Regions from separate parts of the Homo sapiens genome. Here region 2 is linked to region 1. A link is an interaction called in ENCODE POLR2A ChIA-PET data of the cell type or tissue named here. Cell type or tissue: B cell. All regions are shown on one strand. Each heading gives the region's core, and the rest is flanking DNA. Links, peaks and the distances in the headings are about the cores only. Region 1 holds the start of LOC105376035 (a long non-coding RNA gene). Region 2 overlaps PAX5 (paired box 5).

What was found. Peaks named below come from ENCODE experiments on the same cell type or tissue, not always from the same donor. Only the 100,000 strongest peaks of a DNase experiment are listed, where the experiment ranks them.
Region 2: POLR2A ChIA-PET joins it to region 1 with 10 read pairs; 4 of 35 experiments call an interaction of 5 or more read pairs at or near these places.

What each region holds. Positions count from the first base shown.
Region 1 is chr9:37,398,417-37,406,747 of GRCh38, reverse strand. LOC124902154 (a long non-coding RNA gene) reads left to right here. Exons shown (of 4, transcript XR_007061481.1): 4 at 1,243-1,542. It overlaps LOC105376035 (a long non-coding RNA gene), which reads right to left and starts at 1,307. Exons shown (of 4, transcript XR_007061479.1): 1 at 1-1,307. RefSeq lists enhancers at 3,490-3,659, 7,728-7,787. In B cell, for the core only: no CTCF peak of the experiment used is centred there; DNase peaks (open chromatin) are centred at 3,487, 4,328 and 7,767; H3K27ac peaks cover 1,201 bases.
Region 2 is chr9:37,007,699-37,016,029 of GRCh38, reverse strand. PAX5 (paired box 5) reads left to right here. Exons shown (of 10, transcript NM_016734.3): 3 at 836-1,033. It overlaps LOC105376032 (a long non-coding RNA gene), which reads right to left. Exons shown (of 4, transcript NR_188579.1): 4 at 6,978-8,331. Among named protein-coding and RNA genes, the nearest start is that of PAX5, 22 kb to the left of the region's middle. RefSeq lists an enhancer at 4,385-4,454. In B cell, for the core only: no CTCF peak of the experiment used is centred there; DNase peaks (open chromatin) are centred at 4,387, 4,832, 5,209 and 5,635; H3K4me3 peaks cover 2,452 bases; H3K27ac peaks cover 7,723 bases.

The DNA of each region.
Region 1 (8,331 bases), core at 289-8,288:
GAGACCCTCCCTGTCTGCTTACAAACCTGTTGGAATTTTATTTGGAGCCTTAAAGGAAATGTGACTGTGGGACCTGAGTCACATAACAGGCAGCCACAACCTCTGTTTCTCTGATTATAGATCAACTTTTTCCATACCTACATTCTTTTGTAAAATGTCGTAAAAGACTAAAGGGCACTGGAGGAAAGACCCCTTTTTCCTCATTACTGACTCTCCTTGTAGGTTAACTTCCTTCTTTCCTCTCTTGTACCTGACTCCGACCAGATAGCACAATAGGCTCTGTGACAATCAATTTACTCAAGATAGATGTTGACTATACCTTTCCTGACAAAGAACAAGCTGCAACCAATCAGATTGCTGTAATTCATAGATCAGCCTCGTATGGAAAAGGCTGCTAAACTTTAGTAATCCTGCTAAACTTCTTTGTTTCTACCTATGCAAGTAAAACCTTAACTTCTCCATTTCAGAGCATTGATTCCATTCCTCTGGAGTCTGTGTCTCCCGGACAGTCATCCTTAAACTTTGCACTTGCATTAACTCTTTTTTTTTTTTTTTTTTTTGAGATGGAGTCTTGCTCTGTTGCCCAGGCTGGAATGTAGTTGTGCAATCTCAGCTCACTGCAAACTCCACCTCCCAGGTTCAACCAATTCTCCTGCCTCAGCCTCTTGAATAGCTGGGATTACAGGCGTCGTGCCACCAGGCCTGGTTAGTTTTTGTATTTTTAGTAGAGACAGAGGTTCACCATGTTGGCTGGGCTCGTCTCGAACTCCTGACCTCAGGTGATCCACCATCCCACCCCGCCGCGGCTTCCCAAAGTGTTGGGATTACAGGCATGAGCCACTTTGCCCAGCCGCATGAACTCTTTAGAACAGTATTCTGATCCTTTTGATTATCAGGTTGAAAAGCCATAGAAACAATTTATATGCTTTAACCAATTATTTCCTCTGGGATTTATCCCAGAGAAATAATTTTTTTAAAGCAAACCAAAAATATAAGTGTTGGGGTACAGAAAATGATTCCCCAAAATGTGGCACTTGGGCATGCTGAGTGCTTTTGAAAACTGAAAGGCCTCACAAATAAGCCTCAGCATCAAGGCCTCTCTAACCTTGTCTCGTTCTCTCCCTCTCACCCCTCAAGTCCTTGGAGGGACTCTCTGGAATTTCCTTATCTGACCTAGAAAGTGTCTTGCCAAAAGAAACACATTTGCCTTCTGTCCGTCTGATACCCCATTATCCACTGCAGAAAAGAAGCCGGAAGAAAAGAAGTCAGAAGTCCAACCACAGCTGGATGGACTTTTCCACAACATAATGTCTGCCTCTCAGACTCATTCCATTCACAAGTTGATTTCTGTCTCCCTGATCCATTCATTCTCCTTAATAATCATTTACTGCTCCTCAAAACAATGCTCTATGTTTCCCATCTCCTCGCTCCCCTGGGAAAAAGAGTACATAAGCTTCTGTACCCCATTGGGGGATTGGGGTAATCACACTGTAATTCTCTCCCATGAATGTTAATAAATGTGTATCCTTTTTCTCCTACTAATCTGCCTTTTGTCAGGTGATTTTCAGTGAACCTTCAGAAGGAAAAGGGGAAGTTTTCCCTTCACCCATATGCAGGCATGTAAAGATGTTCATTGCAGTGCTGTTTATAGCAGAGAAAATGGCAAACACAATCAAACAATAGGGGGATAGTTAAGAAAAAAATGCACAGTTGCAGTTAGACTGGTCTCTACCGGCAGGGAGGTTTTTTTTCACCCTTTTTGATTCTCACAGCAGCCCTATGATGTAGACAAAACCGGGTTCACATTTATTCTCCCCATTATTCATGGGGGTGGGGGCCAGGATGCAGACTGAGTTTTGAGAAATTCTGGGCAGAGCTTCCAACAGGGAATCAGATTCTGAACTGGGACAGCTCCCAGGTGTCCTAAAGCGGAATCCAGAGCTGACTCACAGCAGCGTGTGTCTGACAGGGGGATCCAGCGGCAAGTCCCTACTCTTGGATAAAGATGAAACCACCTTTGCGAAAATTATGACAGAGGCCGGGCACGGTGGCTCACACCTGTTATCCCAGCACTTTGGGAGGCCAAGGCAGGCGGATCACCTGAGGTCAGGAGTTTGAGACCAGCCTGGCCAATATGGTGAAACCCCGTCTCTACTAAAAATATGAACAAATTAGCTGGGCAGGTGCCTGTAATCCCAGCTACTTGGGAAGCTGAGGCAGGAGAATCGCTTGAACCTGGGAGGTGGAGGTTGCAGTGAGCCAAGATCGCACCACTGCACTCCAGCCTGGGCAACAAGAGCGAAGCTCCAACTCAAAAAAAAAAACAACAAAAAAATTATGACAGAGAAAGAGATCTGACCTAACCAACTCCATCTTGCCTTTAACCTCCAAGCTGCCCTGTTCATTCCTGGGCATAGGCTGAACTTAGTTTATAGTTTAACTTTGAAACAAAGATGCTAACAGCCCTTTCCCTAAACAAACCCCTTCCTGCCTGAGGACCAGACTGTCTTTGTAAGACTAACAGGTTAGCCATAAGATTTGAAATTATGGTTTAGGAGTCACGCAGCTGGCTACAAGATTCTGAACCTTCCCAGTTCCTCCTAGGGATAACATCGCGATTGTAAAACCTAAGATTGGCACTTGAGGTATTTCTCAGACCCTGCACTGCTGATGCACTCTGATGCACAAACTGGTGCCACCCAGGCCTGTAATCTGGCTCAACCAGTTCTGCGATCCTACCCAGGAACAGAAGACAGCAAGAATCCACTTCAGGCGGATGATTCACGCCTGTAATCCCAACACTTTGGGAGGCCGAGGTGGGCAGATCATTTGAGGTTAGGAGTTCGACACCAGCCTGGCCAACATGGTGAAACCTCATCTTTACTAAAAATACAAAAATTAGCCGGGCATGGTAGCGCATGTCTGTAATCCCAGCTACTTGGGAGGCTGAGGCAGGAGAATTGCTTGAACCCGGGAGGCAGAGGCTGCAGTGTGCCGAGAACGCGCCACCACACTCTAGCCTGGGTGACAGAGGGAGACTCTATCTCCAAAAAAAAAAAAAAAAAAAAAAAAATCGACTTCAACCCCCGTATGATTTCATCTTCAGTCTGACCAATACGCACTCCCCAATCCCTGGTCCCAGACCTGCTGAATCATCCTTAAAAGACCCATTTTTGAATTTTCGAGGGGCTGATTTAAGTAATAATAAATTCCAGTCTCCTGTTTAGCCAGCTCTACATGTATTAAACTCTTTCTATTGCAATTCCCCTGTCTTGATAAATCGGCTCTACCTGGGCAACGGGCTAGAACTTGTTGGGCTGTTACTAAGACAGTGTAAGATCAAGCTTCATTCTGGCCCACTCTCCCCATCTCACCCAGAAGAGGTGGCCTCCTAGGCTGCCCCTTCCTCTCTTGATCTGACTGGGATTTCCCCCCTGTTAGGGAGCTCTGGAAGAACCCCCAGTCCCAGGCCCCACCTGGCTCTGAGCTGGGTTTACAGGAAGCCCCCTGTGCACCCCTGTCCCATGAGGTCATGTGGAAAAACCCTGGGAAACTCTAACACCTGCTGCAGGTGCTGGCTGTTCCTTTTTTTTTTCTTTTTTTTCAAGCTGTAGAATTTCTCTGCCATGCAAAACTTGTTGATAATAATATAACAAACATTTCCATCTCTATTGCCCTGCTTAGGAAATAAATCTTACGGGGACACTGGAAGACTCTTGGGTGTCCCTTCCTGATCCTGTTCCCCACCTCTGTCACCAGGGGTAACCCAAACCTGAACTGCGTGTTTATCCATAAATGATAAGTGGTATTGCTTTGCATGGTTTTAAACTTTCAGTAGCGGTTTCTGTCTTTTATTCATTCATAAACTCACAAACATATACATATTGAGAACCTACTGTATGTGAGGCACCAACCTAAGCCCTGGGAACATCCGTAAACAACAGAGAGGATTACTGCTCTCATGGGACACACATTCTGGTGGGGTGAGCCAAACCATAAACAAAAGGTATGAAACTGAGATACATTATTAATATGTTACAACGTGAGAAGTACAGAGGGAAAAAATAAGGGAAGCTGGAGAGGCAGGGGTGGTGGAATATTGCAATTTTAAGTAGGATTGCAATTTTTTCCCCTTTCTTCTTTTTTGAGATGGGGTCTTGCTCTGTCCCGCAGGCTAGAGCGCAGTGGTGCAATCATAGCTTGCTGCAGCCTCAAATTCCTCAGGCTCAAGCAAACCTCCCATCTCAGCCTCCTGAGTGGCCAGGACTACAGGTGCACACCACCAAGCCTAGTTAATTTTTTTTTTTTTTTGAGACGGAGTCTCGCTCTGTTGCCCAGGCTGGGGTGCAGTGGTGTAATCTCCACTCACTGCAAGCTCCGACTCCCGGGTTCACGCCAGTCTCCTGCCTCAGCCTCCCGAGTAGCTGGGACTATAGGCGCCTGCCACCACGCCCAGCTAATTTTTTTGTTTTTTTTTTTTTTTTGGTAGAGATGGGGTTTCACCATTTTATCCAGGATGGTCTCGATCTCCTGACCTTGTGATCCTCCCGCCTTGGCCTCCCAAAGTGCTGGGATTACAGGCGTAAGCCACCGCGCCCGGCCAATTTTTTTTTTTTTTTTTTTTTTTTTAAGTAGAGACAAGGTCTTGTGATGTTGCTCAGGCTGGTCTTGAACTCCTGAGCTCAAGTGATCCTCTTGCCTCAGCCTTCCAAAGTGCTGGGATTACAGGTGTGAGCCACCATGGCTGGCTGTGTATGTCTTGTGTATGTCATGGCATCCTTATATGTCTTGTGTATTTACTCAATATTGTATATGTTTTGTATAACTGTGCCATCTTTATTCATTCCCCTGTCAATAAGTATTTATTATATCTTTCTCTTGTATTTGTCCTTATAAACAACGTTGCCATAGCATTCTTGTAAATGTCTTTTTTTTTTTTTTTTTTAAGTCAGTGTCTTGTTCTGTCACCCAGGCTGGAATACAGCAGCATGATCATAGTTACTGTAACTTCAAACTCTTGGGCTCATGTTATCCTTCCACCTCAGCCTCCTGAGTGCCAAGACTACAGGTGCATGCCTCTATGCCTGGCTCATTTTTAATTTTTTTTTGTAAAAACAGTGTCTTGTTATGTTGCCCAGGCTGGTCTCAAACTTCTTACCTCAAGTGATCGTTCTGCCTTGGCCTCCCAAAGCACTGGGATTACAGGCATCAATATCTTTTTGTGCATGCACGGGAGAGATGTTCTAGGGCATGTATCCTAATATAGAATTGTCGAGTCCAAAGTATCTTCAACCTAGCTTAGCTAGATGGTATCAATGGCTTCTGCAAAAATAAATAAAATAAAATAAAATAAAATAAAAAATGAGCCACGCATAGCGGCACACACCTGCTGGGTCAATAGGCATAAGTGTTTTCAAAAAAAAAATTAAAAAATTAGCCAGGACTGGTGGCACACACCTGTAGTCCTAGCTACCTGGGGGGCTGAGGTGGGAGAATCACTTGAGCCTAGGGGTTTGAGGCTGCAATGAGCTGGGATCACACCACTGCACTCTAGCCTGGGCGACGGAGTGAGACTCTGTCCTAAAAAAAAAGAAAGAAGAAAGTAATTTTAAAAATATTTTGTTTTCAAAAACCCAGAATTGAAGAACACAAGTATCTGGCATGAAGAAAATATCCTACAAGTTTGCAGAGAAAAAGTGGATTTCATACAAAGGATCATGGATCCGAATGGCACTGGATTCTTTAACAGCGTCAGTGGGAACCGGAACATGATGGAGGAATATGTTCAAAATTCTGAAAGAAAGAGTTTGTAGTTAAATTAGTGACGAAAATTAGTAAACCAAGCCAATGGTAAAAACGAGACAATTGGGCCGGGTAGAGTGGCTCGCACCTGTAATTCCAGCACTCTGGGAGGCTGAGGCTGTGGATCATCTGAGGTCAGGAGTTTGAGACCAGTGTGGCCAACATGGCAAAACCCCATCTCTACTGAAAGTACAAAAATTAGCTGGGCTTGGTGGCGCGTGCCTGTAGTCCCAGCTACTCAGGAGGCTGAGATAGGAGAATCACTTGAACTTGGGAGGTGGAGGCTTCAGTGAGCCAAGACTGTGCCATTAAACTCCCGTCTGGGGGACAGAGAGAGATTCTGTCTCAAAAAAAAAAAAAAAAAAAAGCAAGACAATTATTAACTCTGAAAATCTTGAAAACAGATTTGCAGTCAGAATAAAGCAAATAACGAATATTGATCTGATCAGAATGACAAATAACTATATTGGGAGGCTGTGGGGGGTGGGAATACATGTATTAATATGCGTTTTGTTCCAGGGTGGGGGGTATTGTGAGTGAGTGATTGATGAGAGCCAAATTCTCCCCTTCCATAATGAAAAATCACTATATAATGTATAAACCTGAAAAATCAAGAAGTAGCAATATAAGCATGGTATTTAGAGAAAATACACTAAATACTTAAAGGATTGAAATAGTATCTCTGAGGCTGTGTATGGTGGCTCATGCTTGCAATCCCAACAGTTTGGGAGGCCAAGGCAGGAGGACTGCTTGAGCCTAGGAGTTCAAGACCAGCTTGGGCAACACAGGGAGACCCCTGTCTAGGATAAATGATAAAAGTTAGCTGGGCATGGTGGCACATGCCTGTGGTTCCCACTACTCAGGAGGCTGAGAAGGGAAAATCACTTGTACCCTGGAGGTCGAAGCTACAGTGAGCCGAGATCATGCCACTGCACTCCAGCCTGGGAGACAGAGTGAGACCCTGTCTCAAAAAAGAAAAAAAAAAAAAAAGTATCTCTGGGACTGAAAAAGCAGAGCAGGGCCATGACTGGGGGAGTGGCTTCAGGGAATTGCTGATTTTTGTAACAAATCTTGTAGAATTTTTTGACCTTTGAAATCATGTGCATGTATAACTTGATACAAATTAAAGTTAAATTTAAAAGCTCCCCTGAGATTAGCAGCCTTGAACATATGTCTTTCACATCTCTTCATTTGTTTCCTTAGGATAAATTCCAGAGGTGGGACTGCTGGGTCAACAGGCATAAGTGTTTTCAAGACCGTATCACCCACAGTGGTAAACAGGGCACCCATCTTTCCCTTTCCAGAGGGTTAATAGCCTTTACTTGCCAGTCTTTGCAAACACCATTATCAATTTTCACATCTCTGCCAATCTGATGGTAAAACGTGGTATTACATGGTAGTTTTAATTTGTGCTTCTTTGACTACTAAATAGTTTTACATAGTTAACATATTTAACCATTTTTAGTTCTTCTTTTATTAATTTCCTGTTACTGTTATTTGTCCATTTTCTTCACCTTTTTCACTCTTGATTTGTAAGGGCTCTTTAAATAGCAAGCCTGCTCATTCTCTATCACACATTGCAAATATTTCCCCCACAGTGGGCCCTTCTCCTTTCAATGTTCTTTTTTGATATAAGGGATTTTTTTGTTTTTATATAGTTAGTCTATCACTTATGTTTTTGGCCTTGGGGTTATGCCCGGAAAGCCCTGGCTCATCCGTGGGCCTTTTACAAGCGCAGCATCTCCTACAGCTTCACCTACTATTCCTATCGAGTATTTCATCAACTCCAAGTTTTTCACATTTTTAATCTCTGAAACTGGGATGGTGCTCAGGTAGTAGTCACTGCCTGCTGCAAATCAGGATGTGCAGAAAACATCAGTGATTTGTCAACAAAAGTCCCAGAGACGACAGTGGGGTATTCTGCAAGAAATGCTGCAACGTCACCTGTTTCTTTTTCCTGCTGGGCACGGAAGGAGGTAACATTTCTCAGCCTCCCTTGCAGTTAGGAGTGGCCGCGTGACCAGGTTCTAGCCACTGGACTGTGGGTGGAGGTGATACAGGTGCCTTGCCCGGTTGGCCCATAAAACCTCCCACAAGATCCTCTACTGTCTTTCTTCCTGTTTGCCGTCAGAGGAGCTGGCAGTGGCTCTGGGGGATGGCACAAGCAGTGGAGGTCCCTGAATGGCCACATGGGAGGCAGCTGGCTAACCAGGGATTCTCACTGCTCTTTGTGTAAACAAGTAATTTACTTCCATTGTGTTCAGCCATTGAGGTTTGGAGTTATGTTCCTCACAGCAGCTAGCATTGCTGATACCTAACTGACACCCTTGTCTTCATTCTGACTCTAATCCAAACTCCTCTAGACGGGGTTTAGTGTTTTATCATTAGTATGATGTTGATTCTTGATTTTAGATAGATACACTTTATCTTGTGCTCTTTTAAAAATCAAGTCTTAGTATTGGAGTTATGCAAAGTGTGTAAAATTAATTGGAAAATTTTTAACTTTTTTCTAAGCTCTGGGAAAGGTTG
Region 2 (8,331 bases), core at 311-8,310, 390 kb after region 1:
TCAAAGCAATTTATGTGCTTTAGAACTGTTGGAGATAAAATGGGAAAACTGACTCGAAAGTTTTCTGTAAACTATAAAATGGTAGATGAATGTGAAAGAATTTTGTTAATGCTTAGCCAGTGCTGTCCAATAGAAATACAATGAGAGACTGGCCGGGCGTGGTGGCTCATGCCTGTAATCCCAGCACTTTGGGAGGCCGAGGCAGGCGGATAACCTGAGGTCGGGAGTTCGAGACCAGCCTGACTAACATGGTGAAACCCCCGTCTCTACTAAAAATACAAAATTAGCTGGGCATGGTGGCACATGCCTGTAATCCCAGCTACTCGGGAGGCTGAGGCAGGAGAATCACTTGAACCCAGGAGGCGGAGGTTGCAGTGAGCCAAGATCACGCCATTGCATTCCAGCCTGGGCAACAAGAGCGAAACTCCGTCTGAAAAAAAAAAAAAGAAATACTATGAGAGCTGTGTATGCAATTTAAAATTTTCCAGCAGCACATTAAGAAAAGTTAAAAAAAAGAGGTACTATATTTTAATTATATATTTTAACTCAATATATAAAAATTGTTATTTCAACATACAACTAATATCAAAATTATTGAGATATTTTACTTCTTTTGGTACTAAGTTTTAAAAATTTGGTGTGTATTTTATATTTACAGCACATTTTGATTCAGACTAGCCATATTTCAAATGTTCAAAAGCCGCATCTGGCTGGTGGCTACTGTATTGGAACGTGCAGATCCGGACGTTTCCTGGCCAGAGTAGCCCGTTATTTTGTTGCCAATATCCACTTTACTGGTTCCTCATGGCTAAGCTTCTTTCTCTTTGGGTCCTAGGTATTATGAGACAGGAAGCATCAAGCCTGGGGTAATTGGAGGATCCAAACCAAAGGTCGCCACACCCAAAGTGGTGGAAAAAATCGCTGAATATAAACGCCAAAATCCCACCATGTTTGCCTGGGAGATCAGGGACCGGCTGCTGGCAGAGCGGGTGTGTGACAATGACACCGTGCCTAGCGTCAGTTCCATCAACAGGTGAGGGGCTCGTGCCTGTGGGGGTTGGGGATTTGGAGGGATGGCAGGGCATCCTGGAGGCTCTGCATGTGCCTTTCCTGAAGATCTGGTCTCTTTTTTCACCAAGGCCCCTTAGGGGTTACTGAACAGGAGGGATGCTAATGGGGCCTGCTCGGTCTCTGTTACCCTTCTCTTCTTTCCAAAGCAGGTAGGAGTCCTAGGCCCAGGGAGAGGGGAGCATGCCAACACCCTGGCCGCTCGAGTTTCTTCTGAGCCCAGAGTTATTTCCATCCCTCCCTTCACCACCCACCTATATGTGTGGAACACTTCACAGTGAATTGTCCTGACTAGATCTTCACAAATGTCGCTGTCCCTGCAAACCTAGGCTCAAGGTCTTAGCACTGGCCCATCTCAAAGATTCCCAGGAAGAAAATCCTTCCTCCAGTTTGGGCAGAGCTTGAGCCAGTGAGTGAGAGGAACATAAACCTGACTTGGAGTTGGGAGACTTGGCTCCTTGTTCCAGCTCTGCCACAAGCTCAAAGTGGGACCTTGACAAAGCTCTTCCTCTCTCTGAGAGCCCAGAACCCCAGTGGTTCTGATGTGCATCTTCAACTCCAGAGGTGTTGTCCAGGAGGCTAAGATGCTCTGGAGCAAAGGAGTTGCCCTCTCCCCAACTCATACATGGAATCTCACACAGGGAGAGAAAGAACCAGAGAAACACCCTGGGAGTCATGCACAGGATCTTCCTGGCAGCCACACAGCTCCCTTTCCTTTCCAGTCTGATCCAAGACACATGGAAGGGCGCTCTCAGAGCTTTAAAAATAAATGTATGGAAGAAAGTTTTCTGTTGTAGATGATGAAATTTCAACTCCATTTAAACCCAAAGAGTCAGGGATGAAGTTCAGAGATGAACAGAAATGATGGTTCTCTAAACTCTGCAGAGAAAAGAGAAGGGAGCAGCCTGAAAACTTGGACAGTTTCCATTTCTCCAAATCACACCCTACCATCATCAGTGCAGAGCTTGTGTGGGCGTAGGAGACCCTCACTCCTGGCAGAATGAGGTGGTCGGTCAGACTAGAATGAGAGCCTCTTGTCCTGATAGTGGATCCTTCTGTGATGATTCAAATGCACAGATCGCTGTGGGAGTGCATGTGTTCACATTTTGAGTCCTGCTATTTTGTAAATTGTTAGCCTGTTTTTCTTCTCTTGGCAAACCTTGACAGAGGCCCTGACATCATGCATGGTACAGGGGAGATAGAGGAGAATCAGGCACACAGTTTCTTGGTCTGTTCCAGAGGGGCTCTTTGTCCAGGGTGGGGTTCTGACATGCACTTAGAAGCCTGATGCACCTGGACAAAATTGCTGAGGGGATAGCAATGATGATGGTAGGTTTTGGGGAGGAGGGGATAACTCCTGTTCTTTTTATGGATTATAAGAGGCTCCATTGTGTTTTATGAGCCCCTTACTTCTGGCTCTTTGCGGGATTTCCACGACACAAAACAACATGACAGGCAGCTGGCCTGCTCTGCAGAGGAACATCAGCCAAACCCCTGGTCAGGCTTTGGGGACCCACAGGTTTCCCAACGTAGAGTACACATATAATTGGGGGTTCGCAAGATAACCTTAGGTAGTCCATGGGGGTCACAAAATCTAATGCCTTACATGGGGCCAGGCAGATAAGGTAATGAGGGAAGCAGGCCAGGCAAAAGACGATGGGGAGAGGTTGGGTCCCTGGCAAGCTAGGCAGCACAAGTCCGATTAAAGGGGCAGTGCTTCTTAGCTCCAGCCGAATGCTGCCAGGACCATGGGTCTGGTGTTTGCCAGATTTTTTGCATTCTTCAAGAGAAGGCAGAAGCTGGGGCTTGTGTAGATGTATGCATGGATATTTCTGTATGTGAAATCTCTATATTTAAATTAATTTTTTTTTTATGTAGAGATGGGGGTCTCCCTATGTTGCCCAGGCTGGTATCGAACTCCTGGGCTCAAGCAATCCTCCTACCTCAGCCTCCCAAAGTGCTGGAATTACAGGTGTGAGCCATCACACCTAGCTTAATCTATATATTTTTTTAACAGAGGCAACTAATTTCAATTAAAAATGCCTTGCAGGATGAGCATAACTTATTTACAGAGCATCGGTTTACATCCTCTATAATGCAAAGATGCAAGGGTGCACATTGTTTTCTAATACATTTATTTTAATGTATGTTAGAAAAACGTAAGTAACACACCAAACCAGTGAGTTTGTGAACTCCCCCTCAACACTCCCACCTACCCACTTACAGTAGGGAACTACAATTGCCTTATAAAATAAATTTATTTAAGTCAAAATTGAAGTGATGTGAAAGAAATGTATGAGGCAAATAGAGCAGTGGTTACAGATGTGGCAAAGACTGTGAAGGGGCATGGGATGTGTGGTCAAGAGAGATCACGGGCCCGCTGATGTTTTCTGCCTGGACCTGTGCTGTGGGGAATTTCTAACTGCTGTCTGTAGGGCCATGGCTAGCCTCAGGGGCGTCCTGAGTGTCCAGTCCAAAGCCATGGCCAGGCAGGCCATGCCTCTAAGGTGCTTTCATGTCTGTGGTCTCCTATAGTCCTTAAGGCTTGACTCTATCCTGTGGCAGTTGTAGCAACAGAGGCCAAGATGGAGAGTGCAGAGGAACAGTGACTTGGAGATAGACATGGGGGTAGAACCCAGGTTTCCCAACGGTAAAAGGAGGGCTAGTTTCTTTCCACCACTGCCCTGTAGGACTCTGCGAGTGACAGAACTGAGGATCTGTGAGATGAGAGACAAGAGGGAGGACAAGTATTTTCTTCTGCATTTCAGATCCTCGCGGGCTGCCCGTTCTGCTGCCTGGCTGCCTGCCCTCTCTCATCCTTAGCCTTCTCCAGTGCTCTTCACTGGGGGCTCCTTTTTGGGAGTATTCTCTGGCTCCTTCCTGCTCTCTTCAGTGACAGCTCACTAAGTGTAGGACAATCTCATGCGGCTGCCTTCCTCACCCCTAAACCCCCAAAGCCAGAGCCATCCCAGCATACAGTTTTATTTTTCAGATGAAGGCAAAGCTCCCACTGCATTCAGATGAATGCAGCTTCTAAATGCCTGCCTTGCAAATGACACTGTGTAAGAGGGTCCACATCTCTCCCAGCCCTTGCCTCCCTTGGAGGCAACTTTTCACCCTTTCTGATTTCAAACAGCTGGGGAGGGAGTGATGGCTGGATTTGTGGCTATTCTTATAGCCACAGGGGCATCTCCACGGTTCACCCCTAGGAGTATGTGACTTCCTGTTACCTTCCAGGGGACCAGCCTAGGAAACCATGACTGACAAGGGGTTAAGCATCACTGAACTAGTTCTGTTAGGCTTGTGGGGGATTTCCTGGGACACAGATCACCTTGTTCATTTGACTTCTTATGGACAAACGTGCTGGGAGGCTGCACAACCTGCAGGGATCGCTGGATCCAGTCTGAGTGTCCATTGGAGGTGGCCATCCCAAAGCTGACCCAAACGGTGGGTTGAATGGGGTCTTCCTTCTTCTATTCCAGCACCGTGGCCAAGGGGTGGGGAGTACAAGTGGCACTCCCAGCTTAGAGGGGCAGCTCTATTTAGTACCAACTGGTTGGGTCATGTGAGAACGTGAGGCCAGTATTGTTGGGTGTTCTGATTTTTCAAGAGAAGCTAGAATTCAGATATTTATGAAAAATCTCCCAACTTAAAAATATTAGCAACTAAGTCAAATAAAAACAAATATACTGTGCAGGCTAACAAAACTTGTCCCGGGCTGGAGGTGGCCCTGGGGAAGATGTTTTGTTAGTTCTGCTCTTAATTCTAATTTTGGTAGCAGGCCTTCTGAGATTGTTTATCCATTTCCTCTTTCTTTTTTTTTTTTTTTTTTTGTTTTTTTGAGACAGGGTCTCACTCTGTCACCCAGGCTGGAGTGCAGAGGCACAATCATGGTTCACTGCAACCTTGATCTCCCAGGCTCGGGTGATCTTCCCACCTCAGCTTCCCAAGTAGCTAGGACTACAGGTGCCACCACCATGCCTGGCTAATTTTTTGCATTTTTTGTAGAGATAGGGTTTCATCGTGTTGCCCAGGGTGGTCTCGAACTCCTGGACTCAAGTGATCCACTCACATCGACCTCTATCTGTGTCCTCTTTCTTCTCCACAACAGTCACAGGCCTGGGTGCCACCTGTGGGGCCCCTTGCAGCTTGGCACAGTTGGACCCCTGGGTTTTGAATTCTCGGCATAGCTGATGGCCCAAGCTTCTTACTGCACTGATGGCAGTTTGATCAGTGCCATAGATGTGGGTGTTTCTTCAGCCTTATCTTCCTGTTTCCTTTTTCAAGGCACCATGATTTTCTCTTTCACTGTAATTTTGTGAGGACTGGTGGTGGGGCGGGGGGCGTGGGATGATGGTGAGAAGCCTAGCCTTTCAAAGAAGGAAGAGTGATGTTTCCATGGGATCCTTAAATGCCACAAAGTCCCTCAGAGTTTTAAACCTCAAATTCTAAGTGGGTTTGAAATCCAAATAGCTTTTATGCCTCACATAGGAAGTATTTAGCAGAGGGACCGCGCTTCCTTTGAATGTGGCTTAAAGTAAAGTGCTGGGGCATGGGGGCTGGGAGTCTGGGCTGACTCGCTGTGCAATTCTGGGCAAGTCATTTGAGCATCTTGGGTTTTAGTTTCCTTATTCATAGGAAGAGTTTGATGCTGAGCTCCTTTCTCTGTTGGAACGTCTAGTGTGCTCTGCAGTACGGCAGCCAGGGTCCTGCTCACGCTCAGCAGGTAAGGGACGGGCAATTTGGTGTGACTGCCAACTCAGCCCAACTGTCCCTGGCTTAGAAAAGGTCCTGAGTGTGTTCTTATTGGATGAGTCTTGACAGCCTGTCATATTTAAAATTTAAAATTTGTTTAGAGTTGTTATGATTCAATTACAGTCTTGTTCTTCCCACTACAGTTTCTTCTCAGTGTAAGCTGATGCTCTTTGTTTTTACTTGGTGACTGCTAAAGGCAGATGAGCAAAATCTCTCACCCCTGGGGGCAGCTTCAGAGGCTTGCCTATAACTCTGAGATCCCCCTTTATAAAGGACAACCCTGATGCATTCTTAAAACAGTGTGAGAGTGGCTACCTTCCCCTCCCCAGCTTCCAAGGGGGCCACTTGTGCTTTATTATTATTATTATTTTTAATTTTTATGGGTGCATAGTAGGCATATATATATATATTTATGAGTACATGAGATATTTTGGTACAGGTATGCAATGAGTAATAACCCACCATGAAAAATGGGGTATGCATCCCCTCAAACATTTATTCTTTGTGTTACAAACAACCCAATTACACTCTTTTAGTTATTTTTAAATGTACAGTTAAATTATTACTAACTATAGTATCCTCATTGTGCTATCAAATACTAGGTCTTATTCATTCTTTCTATTTTTTTGCACCCATTGAGCATCTTTACTCCCCCACCGCCCTCGCCTTGTGCTTTTTAAAGCAAATGTGAAAAATATGAATATTTTAAGACGGAAGCTAGTCATTAATCTTTACAAAGACACCACTGAAAATAACATCTTACATTTAAGGAGCACCTAGTATGTAGCTACCACTGTTTTAAGTAATTCATTAATTTAATCCTAATAGTAATCCTATGAGATAGAAATGATTCTTAGTCCCATTTGCAGATGAAGAGACTGAGGCATAGAGAGGTTAAGTAATTTACCCAAGGTCATGTAGCTGGTAAATTGTAAGAGGGATGGGATTCAAACTCTAGTGGTCTAGTTCCAGAGCCTGTACACTGTGCTACTGCAGCCTCTTAATGATTTATAACAATTGATAATGCTTTCCCAGTGATATTTATAACTATTTTAAAAGAAAATGAGGAAAACATAATTTTCTTTGCTTTTTTACATACAAATTTAATAGTCAGACAATGATTTGAAAAGTAAGGATTTTAAGCTGAACTACAGTGACTTTTTTGCCATATATTTATTTGTAACTATATTTATGTCTGGTATATCCATATATTGACATATCCAGCAATATCTCTGTAGACACATACACACAGAGAAAGTGACATACACAAAAATATAAACATTAGGTCAGATGCCAGCTTACTTCCAGGTGACCAAAAAGAGAACCTCACTCCCAGAACTGGACATTTTATTATGACCCACTCTTCTCCCAAATGCCATGAGTTTTCTGGTTGTCCAATATGCTTCGAGTTTGCTTAGTTAAAATAAGTGGTTTGAATATTAGGGAAAACAAACAAACAATCTGAATGTATTTGAGGGAACACTTAAGCTGACTGATTAGAAAAGGGCAAGAGGCTCCTTGCTGAGCTCAAGTAGCCAGGCTCCAGATGGCCTGTGTGTGTGTGGTGAGACTATAGGGTGAACAGAAAAGACCATTTCAGGCTATCAGCTGAGGACACGGACTGCCCTTGGTGCCGAGCACCAAGCTGTAAGATCAGAAAGGGCAGAGAGGCTACTGCCCATTGAGTTTAAGGGGAGGCACCCACCTGCTACTTCTGTCATTCTTCATTTGTATAAGCTGGAGACCCAGTGCAGCCTCAGAATAAACTTTCAGATATTAATGGTCTGGAATGTGAAAAAGCTTCTCACAGAATGTTGCATGAAAAGAGCAGGCTGCAAAACTGTATACATGGAGGCTGAGTGCGGTGGCTCACGCCTGTAATCCCAGCACTTTGGGAGGCCGAGGAGGGCCGACCACTTGAGGTCAGGAGTTGGAGACCAGCCTGGCTAACGTGGTGAAACCTCTTCTTTACTAAAAATACAAAAATTAGGCAGTGGCATGCGCCTGTAGTCCCAGCTACTCGGGAGGCTGAGGCAGGAGAATCAGTTGAACCCTAGGGGCAGAGGTGGCAGTGAGCTGAGGTTATGCCACTACACTCCAGCCTGGGTGACAGAGAGAGACTTCGTCTCAAAAAGAAAAACAAAAAAGCAAAAAAACAAAAAAACTGGGCATGGTGGCGCATGCCTGTAATCCTAGATACTTGGGAGGATGAGGCAGGAGAATCACTCAAACCTGGGAGGCGGAGGTTGCAGTGAACTGAGATCGCACCACTATACTCCAGCCTGGGCAACAGAGCAAGACTCTGTCTCAAAACAAACAACCACCACAACAAAAAAAACTGTATACATGGCATAATCCTGATTTTGTTAAGAGAAAAATGGATATTTCTAAATATGCCCAGGAATGTTGGTATAAAGGAAATACACCAAAATACCGTTTTTAGATGTCTTCTTTATACTTTCCCATACTGTCCAAAGAGTCTACAATGAACGTATATTACTGTTATAA